2 separate regions of the Mus musculus genome follow, and region 2 is linked to region 1. The links are chromatin loops, found by intact Hi-C in ENCODE. Cell type or tissue: heart. All regions are shown on one strand.

Evidence for each region. A loop is a pair of places that touch in the nucleus more often than their neighbours do. Peaks named below come from ENCODE experiments on the same cell type or tissue, not always from the same donor. Only the 100,000 strongest peaks of a DNase experiment are listed, where the experiment ranks them.
Region 2: a loop joins it to region 1, with 1.8 times the contacts of the local background. A loop is called at or near these places in 5 of 42 quality-filtered maps.

The regions. Positions count from the first base shown.
Region 1 is chr11:50,669,000-50,676,999 of GRCm38, reverse strand. The region is part of intron 3 of Adamts2 (a disintegrin-like and metallopeptidase (reprolysin type) with thrombospondin type 1 motif, 2); the gene reads right to left. Among named protein-coding and RNA genes, the nearest start is that of Gm39819, 25 kb to the left of the region's middle. In heart, CTCF peaks have their summits at 3,250 (motif pointing left), 4,987 and 7,414 (motif pointing right); DNase peaks (open chromatin) are centred at 2,409, 3,949, 6,819, 7,299 and 4 weaker places; H3K27ac peaks cover 628 bases; H3K27me3 peaks cover 439 bases.
Region 2 is chr11:50,729,393-50,737,392 of GRCm38, reverse strand. Adamts2 (a disintegrin-like and metallopeptidase (reprolysin type) with thrombospondin type 1 motif, 2) reads right to left here. Exons shown (of 22, transcript NM_175643.3): 4 at 25-227. Among named protein-coding and RNA genes, the nearest start is that of Gm39819, 36 kb to the right of the region's middle. In heart, CTCF peaks have their summits at 3,033 and 5,125 (motif pointing right); a DNase peak (open chromatin) is centred at 3,092; H3K27me3 peaks cover 408 bases.

The sequences.
Region 1 (8,000 bases):
ATGCTAGAGTGTAGCCTGACTTTGCTTAATGTTCATCCTCTGTGTGTGAAAGCTGGAATAGAAGACAGCATGCTGCAGTCTGCAAACCTGGGCAAGTCCTCCCTCGGTGAACTGCATTTGGAGTTAGGGGTGGTGACAGCTAAGCAGGAGGCCCAGGGCCAGGACAAGTGTTGCAAGCTGAAGGAACCATAGGGGCTAGAGCCCTGGGGCTCATGTGATCTCTGAGCTTCAAGACCTAGAATAAGTAGAGAAGCCAGATGAGGGGTCTGACCCTGTTTCCTATCTTCACCCTTTCCTGGCTCCATGATGCTCGAGCTTGAGATTGAGAGAGACAGGGTGAAAAATAAAGAAAATAAAAATAAAGCCCAAGAGGGGGAGGAGAGAAGCAGACATCAGCACCTCCACCTAAGTGCATGGCCTTTCCCCAGCTCAGAGCTCCTTTGGAGCCAAGTGCATAGTGCTGGTTGGGATTCATTTCAAAGAGAAATGGGTCAAGGAAAATTGGAAATTTTTATAGAAAACACTTCAGGCTTGGGGCTGCCTGAAGTGCCTGCTGTCCTGCGGAGAATCTGGGGAGGAATCGGGGCCTGTGGTCAGAGGTCTCCGGCTGCTCTGGGTGAGTCGCGTTCAGGTCTGGAGCCCCAGTCCTGTTTCTCAGCTGTGTCTACCTGTATTCTTCTGTCTTTGCCATCATGGTGGCTGACTTCAGGGCTGGTGTTGGACTCTCTGAGTCTCTCCTAAAGACACTTGTCCAGGAGCAGGCCATAGATGGCTTGCTGCCTACACCTCTGTAACACACAAAGCCCATCCACTTTACTTCAGAGAGAAGGTCTCACTGAGCTGGAAGCTTGTCAATTCACCTAGTCTATCACCAGCTTGCCTCAGGGATTCCTTATCTCCACCTCTGAGACACTTGCTTACAGGCCCGGTGACAGGTCCTCTTTGTGTTTTATATGGGTGCTGGGCTCTGGACTCCATTCCTCACACTTGTGGGGCATATATTTTATCAACCCAGCCATCTCCCGAGCCCTCCAAGATATGGTCTGAGTAGACCCAAAAAATTCTGTCCCCGGCACAAATGTTATTTGCATGCAGACTTATCCCCAGAGACATCACATCTCTTCCAGCAATTGCAATTGCTGTATTGGAGACCTGCAGAGAGCAGACCTGGTGAGCCAAAGGCCAGCATAACCACCAGACACGGCTAGCCTTATTAATTAAACTCCAGGCACACCTGTGAGGCGAAAGGCACTTCATTTCTGAGCTGTGTGCTGTCTGGAAACCAGCATGGTCACTGTGTACCGCCAGAAAAGCTCTTTGGGGGACATTTGCAACCCAAATCCAGGGCACATAAGGCAAAGCATCGATTCATTGTGTCTGGAGAAGAGACAGCAATAGAGAAGAGACAGTGAGGGCTGAGGGAACCTGAGGTTCCAAGACAACAACATCCCTAGAATCCTAACGCTGTAGCAAGACAGGGGCTCTGGACAAAGACATAAGGACGATTTCGACTCACCCCAACAGCTCAATGCTATACCTACTTAGAGATGGAGAAACTGAGTCACAGAGCAGTTGGACACCTTACCCAAGGCCCTATAATGAACCAGTCACTCAGCCAGACAGGACCTACCCATTTACACTCTCCCCTGCACCAAATTAGCTCTCACACGATGCCGATGTCGTGCCCTCCACTAAACTGCCCCCATGCTTGCTGGGGAGCAGCTGTAAAAGCAAGACAGCTCCTTCAAAAGACGCCAGTCATTTTCAAGAACTGCCTCTTGCATCTGAGTTGGGGCTACAGCCAAGCCAACACTGAGATTGTCATCCTCTAAATGACATTGGTCATCTATCCAAGAACCAAAGCAACAATCCAAGACTTCCCCAGGTCACTGTCTCCTGGTGGTCCTTAACCCTGAATCAGAACTCACTGATTCATAGAAGAAATGAGAAATGGGGTGTGGGTCCTGAGGCACAGATAAATTGAAACTGAAGGCAGAAGAGAGCAACCAAGCACACAGGACTGTCAGCACCAGTCAGGCAGGGTGCTAGGCATAGACTGCTATGAAGACTGACTCTCCCCCCACCCCACCCCCATCATATCTCTATTGAGAGATGAGGTGAGGCCTGAGCTGCCCCGTGCATGGCTATTGCCTTTATAGCCTCAGAAGAACTTACAGGGCAGCACTCCCACACCACAGACCCCAACCCAGGAGGCCAGCCAGACTAGGGGACTGGGCCCTGCCAACTCTGCTGACGTTCTGTCCCTAGACAACTCAGGGCCCCAGGGAATGTACAGCCTCGGGTTCTCCCAGAGCCAGTTCCCACCCACCCTTCCCAGCGTGAAGCCACGTCACCACCCTGGCATCTCCCAAAGTTTTCCCAAGGGCCCAGCCCTCGGGACAGGCACACTGCTGCCTCTGCCAAGGGTGTGCTCAGCTCTGAAATACGCCTTCCGGCGCCCAGGCCAGATGCCTCAGGTTTCACAATCAGTGCTTTCCTTGGGTCCCCAGGCTGCAGGAATGGGGTTGGGGACTGAGAGGGCACTGAGTACCAGATTCAGTGCTGTAAGCTGACCAACCGACACAACAGGGCATGGAAGAAAAGGGGTTACCACACAAAAGAGCCAGACCCCAGGGCTCTGGCAAGAAGTTCAAGAAATTCATTCAGACACAAAGGGTCCCGGTATGGATATATGAACCAAGGCCAGATCTCAGATTCAGTCCTAAGTCCAGCTCCAGCCAGAGCCCTCTCTTCACCTTCCTCTGCGACCCCAGGGTTCAACACTTAGATATGTGGCTTGAATCATTGGCCCCAGGGTGTCCACAATTTATTCCCCAGAATCCACCATTGTTACCACAGGAGATTAGATTGAGCACCTTGGGATGGGGAGGCTGTCCAAAATTATGTTAGAAGGCCCTAAAAGTCATCACAAATGCTTTCATAATGGTGAGAAAGAGGGAGACTTGTCTCCAGCAGAAGAGGAGGAAGTAATCTATGTGGTCACAGAGATCAGTATGATGTAGCCACAAGCCAAGGGAGGCCGGCAGCCACCAGGCAGATGGTGGAAGAGGCTGGAAAAGGCTCTCACAGACCCATCTTCTAATTCTGGACATCCCCCCCCCCCCCCCGCAGGGCTCTCGGAGATTATGCCATGCTGTTTAAGCCACTGAGTTTGTGATGTTATTGCAATTGCCTCAAAAGACTGAGTGTGGTCTGAACATCTATGTGCAGGGCCAAATGGCGCCCTCATCTGGTTGTCAGCAAGTCTGCACCCCCTCCCCACTGTACCTCCTCTCTGGTCTCTCAAATCTCCTTCCACGCTCCCCACGACCCAGACCTCACCTGTGCTGAGTCCCCTACCTAGACCTCACATGTATATGGAACTGAGTCTTGGTGAACTCCCTGCCTGGGAGTCCCTACACCTCCCTTCCCATCCAGAGGCTTATCCATACAGCCTTTACTCTATTCCCCTAACACCTCACTTCTACCCCACCCCTATGGCACCCCACCTCCAACCTCAAGCACACTGCAGCCTGAGCAGGCTTGCCAACATGCAGGATGCTCAGTCAGGTCCCCAGAGACCTTTTATGGCTGTCCCCTGCATACAGGACATTGTCTAGATCCTAGGTGAGCTGTAGCCATCACCTGCTCCCCCCCCCCTGCAAGCACCTGGGCATCAGCTCTGCCTCACCCGCACCCCAACCCCATCCCCACCCCCACTTCACCCTGCATGGCTCCCTGCAGCCTGGAAAACTCCGACCTGAACTCAAGGGAAGGTAACCCGATGACATCTAGTCAGGAGGGATTGGCTTCCCTGTCTAGGGGGAGGGCTGGCTGTGGGCCAGTCACTCGGCCACGTGGAGAAGCCAGTTGGTGCCTGTGCCTCATCCTCTCTCTCCAGGCCTGCCTTGGCAGCAGCAGGGCAAAGCAGCTCCCGTGGTGTGGAGTCACTTCTGCCCATCAGGGAGGACACCCAAGCCTGACAGCAGCGGGCAGAAGCTTGGCACCCGCTGCTTCTGGAGAGGAGGTGGCAGCCAAGGTCACTGGCACAGGACTGTCTGACTTCTTTCAGCCCTGGGGCAGTGTGTACAGCTTGGCTTGAGGGCACAGCAACCCAGAAGGAAGCAGGTCCCCAGGGCGGGAACCACCTGCCTCGTTTCCATTCTGAGGTATAGCCAGGGGTACCCCAGGGAAGCAGCCTAGTGGGGAAGACTGACACCGCTTCAGCCTCTGCATCTCAGAAGCCACGGCCAATGGGAGGGGCCTGTTTTATTTGGTCCATACTGTGCTTTTTTTTTCCCCCGAAATTTGAAGCCACATTTTAAAATGCCTAAGAATTCTCATAAAAAATGATCATCTGAATTCTCTTGGTGCTAATACATTCAACTGCTCCAGATCCATGAGGCTACCTATGAGACAGAGCAAGGTCAAGAGAAGTAAGGGGGAACCCCTGCTTCAAATAGGGTCTCTGGTTCCACCCTATGCCAGAGGCAAGGCGGGTACCATATGCCACACACTGCTACATCCATACTGCTGCTTTCATCTTTACAGAGATGTCTTGTTGTCTGTGTTTATAGTAGAAGGAGAGAAAGGAGATTGGGGGGTGTAGCTCAGGGGTAGGATGCTTGCATATCATGTATGAGGACCTGAGTTTAATCCACAGCACTGGGAGAGAATGGGGGAAAGGGATGAGAGCCAGGCCAAGGGTGGATGCTGTTTGCTGCTGTCTCATTGAAGGCCTCTGAATGTGTAGCTCTGGTCTTGATAGTGGGACACTGTGCAGACAGCTCTGTGTGTATGAAAGGGAGGTGGGGATATCGAGACTATGACACAGGGATCTTCACAGAATCCCAAGTGGAGACACAGCCTTCGGTGCCAACAGCAAGGCCAGCTGTTCTGTGTAAGTGGCCTCATCTGTCTGGCCTTCCCAGGTGCTGGGTGACATCTGCCTGAGGCAGGACCAGGTTGCTGCTGTGCATGGGTGCTCCACTGGAGTGCTGTCGTATACTGCTTCTCCGGCTCAGATTTCACTTTCTGCATGTAGCTGAAAGGGAGTTACTGAAGAGATGGAGTCCTGACTCCTGTGACCTGTCGCTGACACTTTCCAAGACAGAACAGTGCTTGGCAGATGTGATTAGATCAAGGACGTTGACGTAGGGGAGGTATACCTGGGTCACCCAGAGAAACTCAAATGGAATCAACCTTCCAAGAGGGAGAGGAGACGTAGGGAGAGTAGACATGTACACAGATAGAGAAGTGAATTCTGGCGACCTCTGAAGTGATGTGCCCTCAAGCCAAGGGCCTGAAGGGTCAACCAACACATTCTCTCCTACTATCTCCAGAGGCAGTGTGACCCAGCCCACATCTCCATTTCAGCTCAGTGACAGTGACCTCTGGTCTCCAAAAGTATGACATAATGTGTGTGTCTATCCAGCTAGGGCTCCACAGCTGTCTTAGGCTTAAGGGTGAGTTATGTGCCAAGATCACCCAGTTCCAAGCGCAGAGTGGGTCTTCTGGCCCAGTCAGGGCTTCAGCTGTTGTCCCCACTAGTGCTGCCTCCATAGTCAAAAACTTCAAAGACAACAGGTAGAAGCTGGGACAAGGTTCAAGGATGGACCCAGAACTCGAGTTTTTGTGACAGATAAGTTTTGCCTTCTCTGGGGTCTTGATTTTCATTGTCCTATCAATACTCATTAGGATGTCTTGAACCCATATGATGAGGTTGCCTTGGGGTAGACTCATAGCAGCCTGAGTTCTCACTGGGAGAGTATGGGCTTATAGCTCAGGACTGAGGCCTAGGGTTTAATTTTGGACAGTTTAATCTCTTCCAATGACCAGACCGCTATCTACTCCACCCTCTAGTCCAGCTTCACTGTAGCCTGGGCAGTTGGCCTTCTCCAGCCTGCATCAATCAGGTTCTCACCAGATCCCCTGCTTTGGTTTCATGCATCACTCTTTGGCTTCCTGCCTGAAGATGTAATCTCTTACTTCAGCATTCAATCCTGCCTCAGCCCACCAAGGATTCTCCAGAGACCTAACCAATAGGATCACCTGTCTTGACTTTCAGCCTCCAAAAGTGCCAGGTAAGTAAAACCCTTTTTTCTTTATAAAGTTACCCTGGCTCATGTATTTTATTATAATAACCAAAACATAATCTGGACTAATTAAGTCCCCTCGTGTCTGAGTCTACTGTGTGTCACTACAACAAAACACATGAGGTAGGAACTGAAGACTAGTTGGTCCCTGACATTCGCTGGCATTGTGTTAGCATCTTCATGCAAATCCCCTTGGATGGATTACAACAGTGGAGAGGCAGAAAGGCTGTGTGAAAGAGATGAAGCATGTGTGGTGAGCTCAGTTTATAAAAATCTGCACTGACAAGAATGAATTCAGTCCTGTGAGCCCCAACCAACGCCATGAGTCCCCCGATGAGAGCAAAGAGACTCCACAAGCTAGCCCCGCCTCCTAACAGGGGTGGGGGGAGTACCCAAGCTTCCAGCGGCTTTCAAGACACCACATAGCCTCTCCTATACATACACAAGCAAAGCCTTTGTAGTGAGCTCCTAGGTCCTGAGCCCATTAAGCTGTGCTGACTTGCTATACCCAGCCATGGGACACAGATTTTATAAGTCCCGCAACTGCCGCTCTGTGCTTTGTCAGGGCTCAAGCCGATGGAAAGCTGAACTGCCTGAGGTCACTCCGGGCCTTTGGCCCAGCTCTGGCCTAAACTGTCTGGACCCCCTCCAGTCAGTGAGTCGACCTTAGCCATTGGCCATTTGGGAACCATCAGACACATTCAGGGGAGACAGGGTCTCGTCATGCTGACACTGGATAGGAAGTCACAGAAGGGAGGCTTAGCCCACAGAGTATAGTTCTGTGATCTGAGGCTACGACCCAAGGCTCCCACCTACACTCACACAAAGCTTGCAGCCTTGCCTTCAGCCTTGGACAGAGGCTCTTCTCCTCCTCTGATGACTGATGGCCAAGCCCCACCCACCCCACCTTCCAGCCCAGCTTCATCCTGACCTGGGTAGTTGGCCGTATCCAGCACCATCTGGGGTCAGTAGTTTCTGGGCTGATTCTGAGTTTGAAATTCCTCTCCTGTGTTCTCAGTTCCAAGTTCTCATTAGGGATGTGTGTATAGGATCGGGAGGCAGAGGGATGACTCAATAGAAGATGCCAAAATGCTAAGCACAGTCCAAAAATCAAAACCAAGCCAGCTAGACCATTGGGGGAAGGGCTCTAGGGCAGGCAGATAAGCCTAATATGGAATCTGGGATTGGAGACACAGCCAAGGGCACCCAGCCAGCTCCACAGTGCCAGCTCCAACTCACCCTGCCTGAGCCCAGGAGTAGGGAGAATAAGGCCAGAACCATCCAGACTCTTCCAGTAGAGGCCAGCCTTACTGGAAGTGATATCAAGGCCAAAGTGGCCGGCCTTGAGCTCTCTGAGAGACAGACTTTTCTAACCCCTGTCAGTTGTTATAAGGAAACAAAAGCCAACTTTGTCCAAAAGCAGTTAGCTGGCAAGAGAACAAGACAGGGAGCAGGCCTTCCTCCAGGTCTGGGGTAATTCTTGTGAGCATTTTCTCTCCAGGCCCCCAGGGTTACTCTCATACAGACATCAAAAGGGTGAGAGTAAGACGAAGGCTTGGGGAATGCGGAGCAGGTAGCCCCCAGAAGCTGGGCTTGACAGCTAAGGTAGATGGCTATTCATTACCAGGGAAGAAGGGACAGCTAGAAATATTGATTATCTCCCGGGAACACCGGTGTCCCAGTGAACAATTCGTTTACCGAGCTACCTGACACGGTGCCTTAAAATTAGAATGGTGCCCTGCCAGGCTGTGCCCAATTGATCTGTCAAACCAGAGTGTGAGAGGGAAATAAAATAAATGAGCTAAGGCTGCCACAGAGTAGGGGGACGATTTCAATAAATCATAGCACAGGGAGGGCCTCGTCAGTCAGGGGCATCCAGGCTACTGACAAAAGGCCTGCAAATGG
Region 2 (8,000 bases), 60 kb before region 1:
CTGCACCCCTGAGCCTTGACTCACAATGTTCATGAGTGTCAGCAGGTACTTCTGCACGTGCTCCTTCCCATGGAACTGGACCACCGAGTCATCCACACCCAGCAGGACCTCAATGTTGTAGTCATCGTCCGTGGCATGCCTGCGCACCCTCCGCCGTGAGCTGTTGATGCGCTCCTCCAGGACGCCTAGGGCTCTGCTGAGGCTGTCCAGGTTGCCCTGGGAGACTCCTGGAAGGAAAGGACACCTTCTTTGGTAGCCACCCATCACCCCTCACCCATTTGGGGCATTACAGAAAGACAGAACCCATTTGGGCACAACTCAGTTACCAGCCAGGTATCAGGATGGCGTTAGGGTGACCATTGTCTCATATAAAACTCACAGCACCCTAAATCTGGGGCATTGTGCCCATTTAGACGTCCAGAGAAGGGCAATAGTGACAAACGCTCCGTACTAACACCTCAGTGGTTTCAAGTCCAACCTTCACCCAGCACCAAGCAGAAAGCATCAAGGACCATGGTGATCTCCTGACACTGACAAAAGCACATTAGGGACAGACACAGAGGAAGCTCAGGAGTGATGTGGCAGTGCCAGCCTTTATCACACTTCCCTAAAAGGCTAAGAGCAACCCACTGTCTAAAGGCTGTTGCTACAGGATGGCATTGCCTCTTGCTATAAATGGGGAAGCTGAGACTCAGCCCAGGCAGTGAGTAGTGTCCAGTGTCCCCTCACTCCTAACTTTTCTCCCAGAACTCTCAACCTTTCAAGGACTCCAGTAGTCTGATATCTCTATGCTGGATCAGGACCTTCATGCCTGACCCCTTCTCCACCAGGGGAACTTTGCCCCCCACCCTGATCCTGATGGAATTGCTCAGGGATCTCTTCAGTCTGCCCCAGGAGGGAACTCCTGCCTACCCCCAAAAGGTCAGTACCTAGCTACACACCGATCAAGCTCAGAAGTAGAGCCTGAGAGATCTCAGCTGAGGGTAAAGGTCTGCAGTACCATCAAGACCAGAGCCCAAGATGCCACGCCCACAGCCTCTACCTGTCTGCATTGATTCCTGTCTGTTTCACACTGGTGAGACCAAACATCTGAGGGGAGCCACTTGTGAAGATACTAGGCAGCTCGGCATATGGTCCTGTTCCTGCTACCCAGCAAATCTCTCCACTCAGTCACATAGTGGACACCTTCAGTACAAATTACTCCATTTTACAGATAATAAACCCTGTGTGTGTAGGAAAACCAGACAGATACTTCATGCTCTGCAGCTTACCTTTAACATGGCAAACTTACAGTGTAATACACACACACACACACACACACACGCATGCATACACACACACATGTATGCACACATACACACTACCTATAACATGCATATAAACCTGTATACACCACCTATAACACACATATATATGTATATATATATATATACACACACCACCTATAACATATATATATGCACACACAATCTATAACATACATAAACCTCTATCTATCTATCTATCTATCTATCTATCTATCTATCTATCTATTTACTACCTATAACATGTATATAAACCTATATACACACACACTACCTATAACATATGTATATAAACCCATATACACATACAAACACTACCCATAACCTATGTGTGTGTGTATGTATATATATATATGTATATATATATACACATATATACATACATACATATATATATATGTACATATGTGTACTGGCTAGTTTTGTGTCAGCTTGACACAGGTGGAGTTATCACAGAAAAAGGAGCTTCAGTTGAGGAAATGCCTCCATGAGATCCAACTGTAAGGCATTTTCTCAATTAGTGATCAAGGGGGAAAGGCCCCTTTTGGGTGGGACCATCTCTGGGCTGGTAGTCTTGGTTCTATAAGAGAGCAGGCTGAGCAAGCCAGAGGAAGCAAGCCAGTAAAGAACATCCCTCCATGGCCTCTGCATCAGCTCCTGCTTCCTGACCTGTTTGAGTTCCAGTCCTGACTTCCTTGGTGATAAACAGCAGTATGGAATTGTAAGCTGAATAAATCCTTTCCTCCCCAACATATGTATGTGTGTGTGTGTGTGTGTGTGTGTGTGTGTGTGTGTATGTGTGTGGTGTACACACATACTACCTATAACATATGCATATAAACCTGTGTGTGCTGTGTGTGTGTCTATACACACACACACACACACACACACACACACACACACACACCATGCTGGCATAGACATATATATATATATATATATATATATATATATATATATACAGTTAAAACACACAACTACACATCTGAAGTGCATAGTCATATGCTCACATGTGCATGCAATGCACCCTTATGCACACATGCACAAATATGGAAGGTCCTGTTCAGGGCTACTCTAGGCACAGGGAATGGGTGAGCCCTGCAGGCAGGGCCCATGCAGAGCTGAGCGTTGCTCCAACTCGGCTGCCTGGAGATGATTCAGGGCCATCCTGATGCCTCCAGAGGAGCCGCCTGGGACTTCAACCTGACACAGGGCTTGAGGGATTGCTGATCTATTTTCATGCATTTATTTCTTTGCATTTTCAGCGCGCAGGGACAGCTCACCTTCAGAGCCACCTTGGGAAGCAAAGAAGATGGTAATTTCCATAGGAAAAAATCCTTCCCTGGGGAAGGAACTAGACACCACCTTCTGCCCTCATCTTGCTCAGGGTCACACAAAGGCAGCCCCAGGGAAACAACAGACTGAAGGGGTACTCCTTGGGGCCCCGAGGCACTTTTTAAAAATACCTAATTTGGTTGACAGCATTTGAAACTTGGAAGAATTCACATTGAAAATCACTGAGAACATCTAGCTTCTCTTGAGAAATTTAGAGATGGGGCCATCCTTGGGTCACCTAGGTGTACTGAGAGAGGGCATGCTGGGACCCAGGTCACCAGGCCACTTGCCAGCCTGATGACTTCTTGGGCCTTAAAGGTCTCAGAGGGTAGCCTTCTGACCCCACTCCCCAAGGCAGCACAGAATGACTCTGCTATGCATCGCCTGTAGTGGCCACTAGAGTCACCAGGAGGCTAGAATTGGTCTGAGGCATCTCTTGCAGCAGCAATGCCAAGCTGGCAGAGTTGTTTAGCCAAACCACGTGCGTCAGGCCCTTCCAAAGCAATGAGGCTTTATAAAGCTCTTTTGGAAATGCCAACTTCACCTCCAGCGTGGTAGTTATTGTTGCTGACATTACTCTTATCACAATGATTTTTTGTGGGGAGGGGGCCCCCCAATTTGCTCTCCTGTTTCTATGATAAAACACTGACTGAAAACAACCTGGGCAGGCAAGGGTTTTAGGCTATTATTGCGGAAGTCAAGGTAGGACCAGTCAGGAGGAGCTGAAGAGACGGCCATGGAGAGTCTCTGCTTACTGCCTTGCTTCCTGTTTCTGTTCATCTTGCTTCTTTACACAGCCTAGGGGTGGGTTGGGCTTCTCTCCATCATTTAGCAGTTCCACAGACCCATAGGCCAATCTGATGGAGACAATTCCTCAACTGTGATTCTCTCTTCCCAGTGTGTGAGGGACAACCAAGATTAGCTATCACAGGGATCCTGGGCATTATATTTTAGAACACCTTCTTCAAACCCCAGCCCTTGGTAGAGAACTCCCAAAACCCAGGATCAGGTAGATGGATCAGCTCTCCCTAAAAATCTGACTCCTTGTAACTTCAGGCCTGTTCCAGCTAGCTCAGCACACAGCAGTGGGGTCTGCTGCCCCCAGGCCTGGGACCACCTGAACCTTGCCCTACTGCCCTTTTGTGTCCCAGTGAGAGTTGGCATCCAGGCAGATACTCCACCTCATCAATCATGAAGACCACCCTTATTTTCCTCACAATGATCCTAACCTTAACACAAGCTAAACTCTGGCCCTGATATTCCTGCTTCTCCTAGGGAGCTCTGGCCAGCAACTAGTTCCTAAAAGGTCCTAGATCAACTTCCTAGTGACTACAGCTCTGGCCTTCAGGGCCTTCCCAGCCATACTGGGTTGCCAGCCTGACCTAATGACCTAATAACCTTTGCCCCACTTGGCCCTCGGCCCATAGTTCACATGACCTCATGTTCCATCCTCATTACTAATGCAGTCAGGGTGATGAACTTTGAATGCTGCCCATCTCCTGCTGAGGCAGGAGGATACCTGCTACCTGTAGTTTCTCTTTCCACTTTGGCAGCTCCCTCTCCCAGCAACACACACACACACACACACACACACACACACACACGGCGCCCCGGGAGGGGGAGGGTGTTGACAGATGTTAGAGAAAAGACAGAGGCCCCAGCAGCCATGCCTGGTTAGCTGACCCTCCCCTCTCCCATGTGTCTATCACTGGAGCCTATCTTTTGAATGAGTAAACAAAAGATAGTTGGTTCCTGGCATTTCCTTGCTTGGGGACCCTTCCAGATGGCATCTGGAGTTCTCTTTGCTTTGATAAAGATGACACAGCAGAAACCATGTCCAAGAGTCCTGACCTGAGAGTCTCTAGAAGGCAAAGGAAAGATGCTGAAAGCAGATCAACAGACTTGGGGAGAGGATAGGAGCAGGGGAGCTAAGTTCCTACCCAGACAAGCCTGAGGCAGCCACCACCCAGGGGAATGGGTGGTTGACATTGGGCAAGCCCACCTACATAAGCTCTGTACAGCAAGGGTGCTGAGCCCATGGACTGAGGTCTGCACCTTCGAGCATCCTCAGAGTGACCTCTAGGACAAAGACATGTGCACAGCCCTTCACAGTGATGAAACTGTGCTCGGTTCTCACTAAGAGGAGGGGCTCCTTGTTGTTCTCATTGCCCCTTGGCTTGTCCCTGAAAGGCCTCAAGAGCTGGAAGCAAGGTTCCCAACACAGAGTTATTGGGACGGCAGGATCTCGAGACATGGGGCCTAGAGGAGTAGTAATCATGTCACACGGGCTCCGGGCTCATTAAAGAATCAGTGGCATCGGGTGGAAGTGGGGCAGGGCTCTTGGGACTAGGTTATTCCTCCTGGGGACCAGCTGTTATTAAAGAGGGCATGTGGACCCTCATCTTGGCTTCTTCTCTTGTGCAGCAATCTCTTCCTCCGGAATATACTCTCTATGATGCCATTTGATATGTTGTGACACCGCCAGGGGGTGCTATCGCCAGAATGTTGCTTGAACTTTTCATTCCTCAGAATGGTGAGCAAAAACAAGCATCTTTCCTCAATAAGTAACCCAGGCTGAGGCATTTTGTGATAGTAGCCCAAAGTGGACTCAGACGATCAACAGGGAGCAATGAAAAAACAGAAAGATCGAGTCCACCAAGCTACATTGACAGTGACGGGGAGCTAGACCTGAGCCCAGGCCAAGATCCAGTCCTAGAATCTTTCCTTAGAGAGTGACGATTCTGAATCTGCTTCCCATGCTGAGTCTTCTGTTGGGGTGTGTTTGATCCCCCAACCCTGCCACTGTGCTGCTCACTCCTAGCACTCAGGAGATGCAAGCAAAAGGATAAGGAGTTCAAGGTTATTCTTGGCTACAGATGGTGGCAAGACCAGCCTGGGACACATGGGACCCTGTTTGTAGCAACAACAACGAGAATAATCATCCCTATTTCAGGAGTAGCATGATCTTGCAATAATAATACATGTCACAGCAATGTCTGGGTGTGTTCTCCAATATTGGTTTTTTGGTTTGGTTTGGTTTGGTTTGTCCTATTGCTCTTTGGATAGGGTCTTACTCTGTACCCCAGGCTGTCCTAGAACTTATTCTGTAGACCAGGATGTCTTTGAACTTCTACTTCTATCCCCTTTGTGATGGAATTAGAGACATGTACCACCACATCCAACCTTTCCAATATTATTGACATGGCCTAGGGGATACACCATGCTCCACCTGCACAAGGGCTGGTTCAGGAGAACCAAAATTGGTAGAAAAGACACTTGGTCTCTTGCCTATAAAGCAGAATGTGACAGGGCTGGTGACAGCCCTGTAGTGCAAGGATGCCTGAGGGCTTACGGGAGTCTGTGCAAGTCTATGTCAGTGCCTTTGCTGGGTTGGCCTCTTCACTTTTCTGCTCCTGCACTACATTAGCTCATGACCACACCCTGGAGGAGACTCCAGACTTCCCAGAGGGAAGGTAGCCAGTCTACGGTCTTGATGCCTGCCTTCTCACTGGGCTCAGAGGAGTGAAAGAGGAGGCCATTATTTAATCTCACTTTCAGCAGAGTTTGCCTCATACCTGGCCCATACGCCATATGATCAAGGCTCTGGCTCCAGCCTGTGTCATTGCTGGGAGATGGTGGCCTTGTAAAAGGAACTTAGGTTACCTGGAATGCATCCTTGGTGGGGCTGTTGGGATCCTGGCCCCTTCCTGACTCTCTATGATTCTCGGTGGCCATGGGATGAGCAGCTTCCTCCTCCACATGCTCCATGACATGAGCTGACACAGTATAGCCTGGACAACAGGCCAAGTGATGATGGCCCGAAACCCATGACCCCAAATCCTGCCCCCTTCACTCTGGTATTTGCCATCTTAATGCAAAGACTACTGATACAATCTCCATGTGTCACCTACATCGCCCTTATTAAACACTGGGGACAATATGAGGTAAATCAGGGCAGGGACTAAAACCTATAGACGTTTACTGTTTCATGACAGGAGAAGACTATCCTGTCCACTCTCCCAGGAATTATTCTGTTTCTCCCATTCATCCTGTGCCAGCTAGGATGTCTCCTCCTTAAGAAGACCCTTACTCCTTCCATCCTATGTTTTAAGACTCTCCTCTGAAGTGGAGATGTAAGGGTTCTTTGGAGAGTCAGTTGTGTTGGATGGTGTTTTCTGGGACAAACATGTGAAGGAGTGTTTTCCCGGAGCAGACACAGGAAAAAGGATGTTTTGCTAGAGCAAATATGTAAAAGGACATGTGATGAAGGATTCTTTGCTAACAACATGCATGCATTGGTCCTCCTTATGTTGTGTAGTTGAGCTATATTTTTCAGAACCTAGAAAGAACTGCATCCCAAAACTTCTGGTTGTGGCTTTTTTGCTGCTTCCACTGACTTGGGATGATTAACAGAGTGATGTTAGCTGAGACAGACTCAGGTAGAGTTTTGTTAAGTCAGACTCACATGATGTTTGGAGGGATATAAATAGAACTTGATGGACAGTGATGGTGGCAGAGCTGGGCTTGCTGGTACAGCTAGCTATACAATGGTTGTTGGTCTCTCATCTTCGCTGATCTTCACTTCACTGAGAGAGGCACAGCAGACAATTTCTCCTGGCATCCCTCCAGGTCCCTCCTGCTGACTTGTACAGAGGATGAGACCTGGGTGTCTCTCTGCTAGGTAGAGCCACCACTACTGATTCATATTTGCTATCCCAACTCTACCGAACTGGACTGCTGGTATATCCATAGTGTTTGTGAGTGGATTGAGCTGCCGTTGCTGACGCCTGGTTTCCGGATAACACAGACGGGAGTTGCTCCAAAGCACTCTTTCTAAATAGACACACCTCCCCTGCATTCTTTCTTTTCCACTACCTCTGGTGGGTGGTGGGCTACAAGGGAGGTTAAAGTGTTTAAAAACCATCATTAAAAATAGCGCTTGAAAAGGTTATACTCCTCCTTCAATCCTCCCCAAGACAGCATTCTTTTCCCTTCAGCAGGAGTGACAATTGTGAGCAGCTCTGACATCTTTTATAGATTCATAGTGGCACTTACTGCTTTTCCACCCTTGGATGAAGACCCCTCAAAGAGAGTGGCCATGGGTGGCCTCAGCTTCTCCAGTGCCCCATAGGAACCCTGGGGCTGGGAGGGTTTGGAGTTATGAAAGAGATGCAGTGGGAACCCAAGACCCAGCAGAAGGGCAGCTGGTGTAGAAAACGAGGCAGGTGCATGCAGGGACAGGAAGATAATATTGGTGGGTGGGAACAGGAGGAGAACATAGTGACAGGTGTTGAAGTGTGAACTGGAATAAGAGCGCTCTATAAATTACCTGCATGAGGGAAACCAAGACAAGAGGGACCA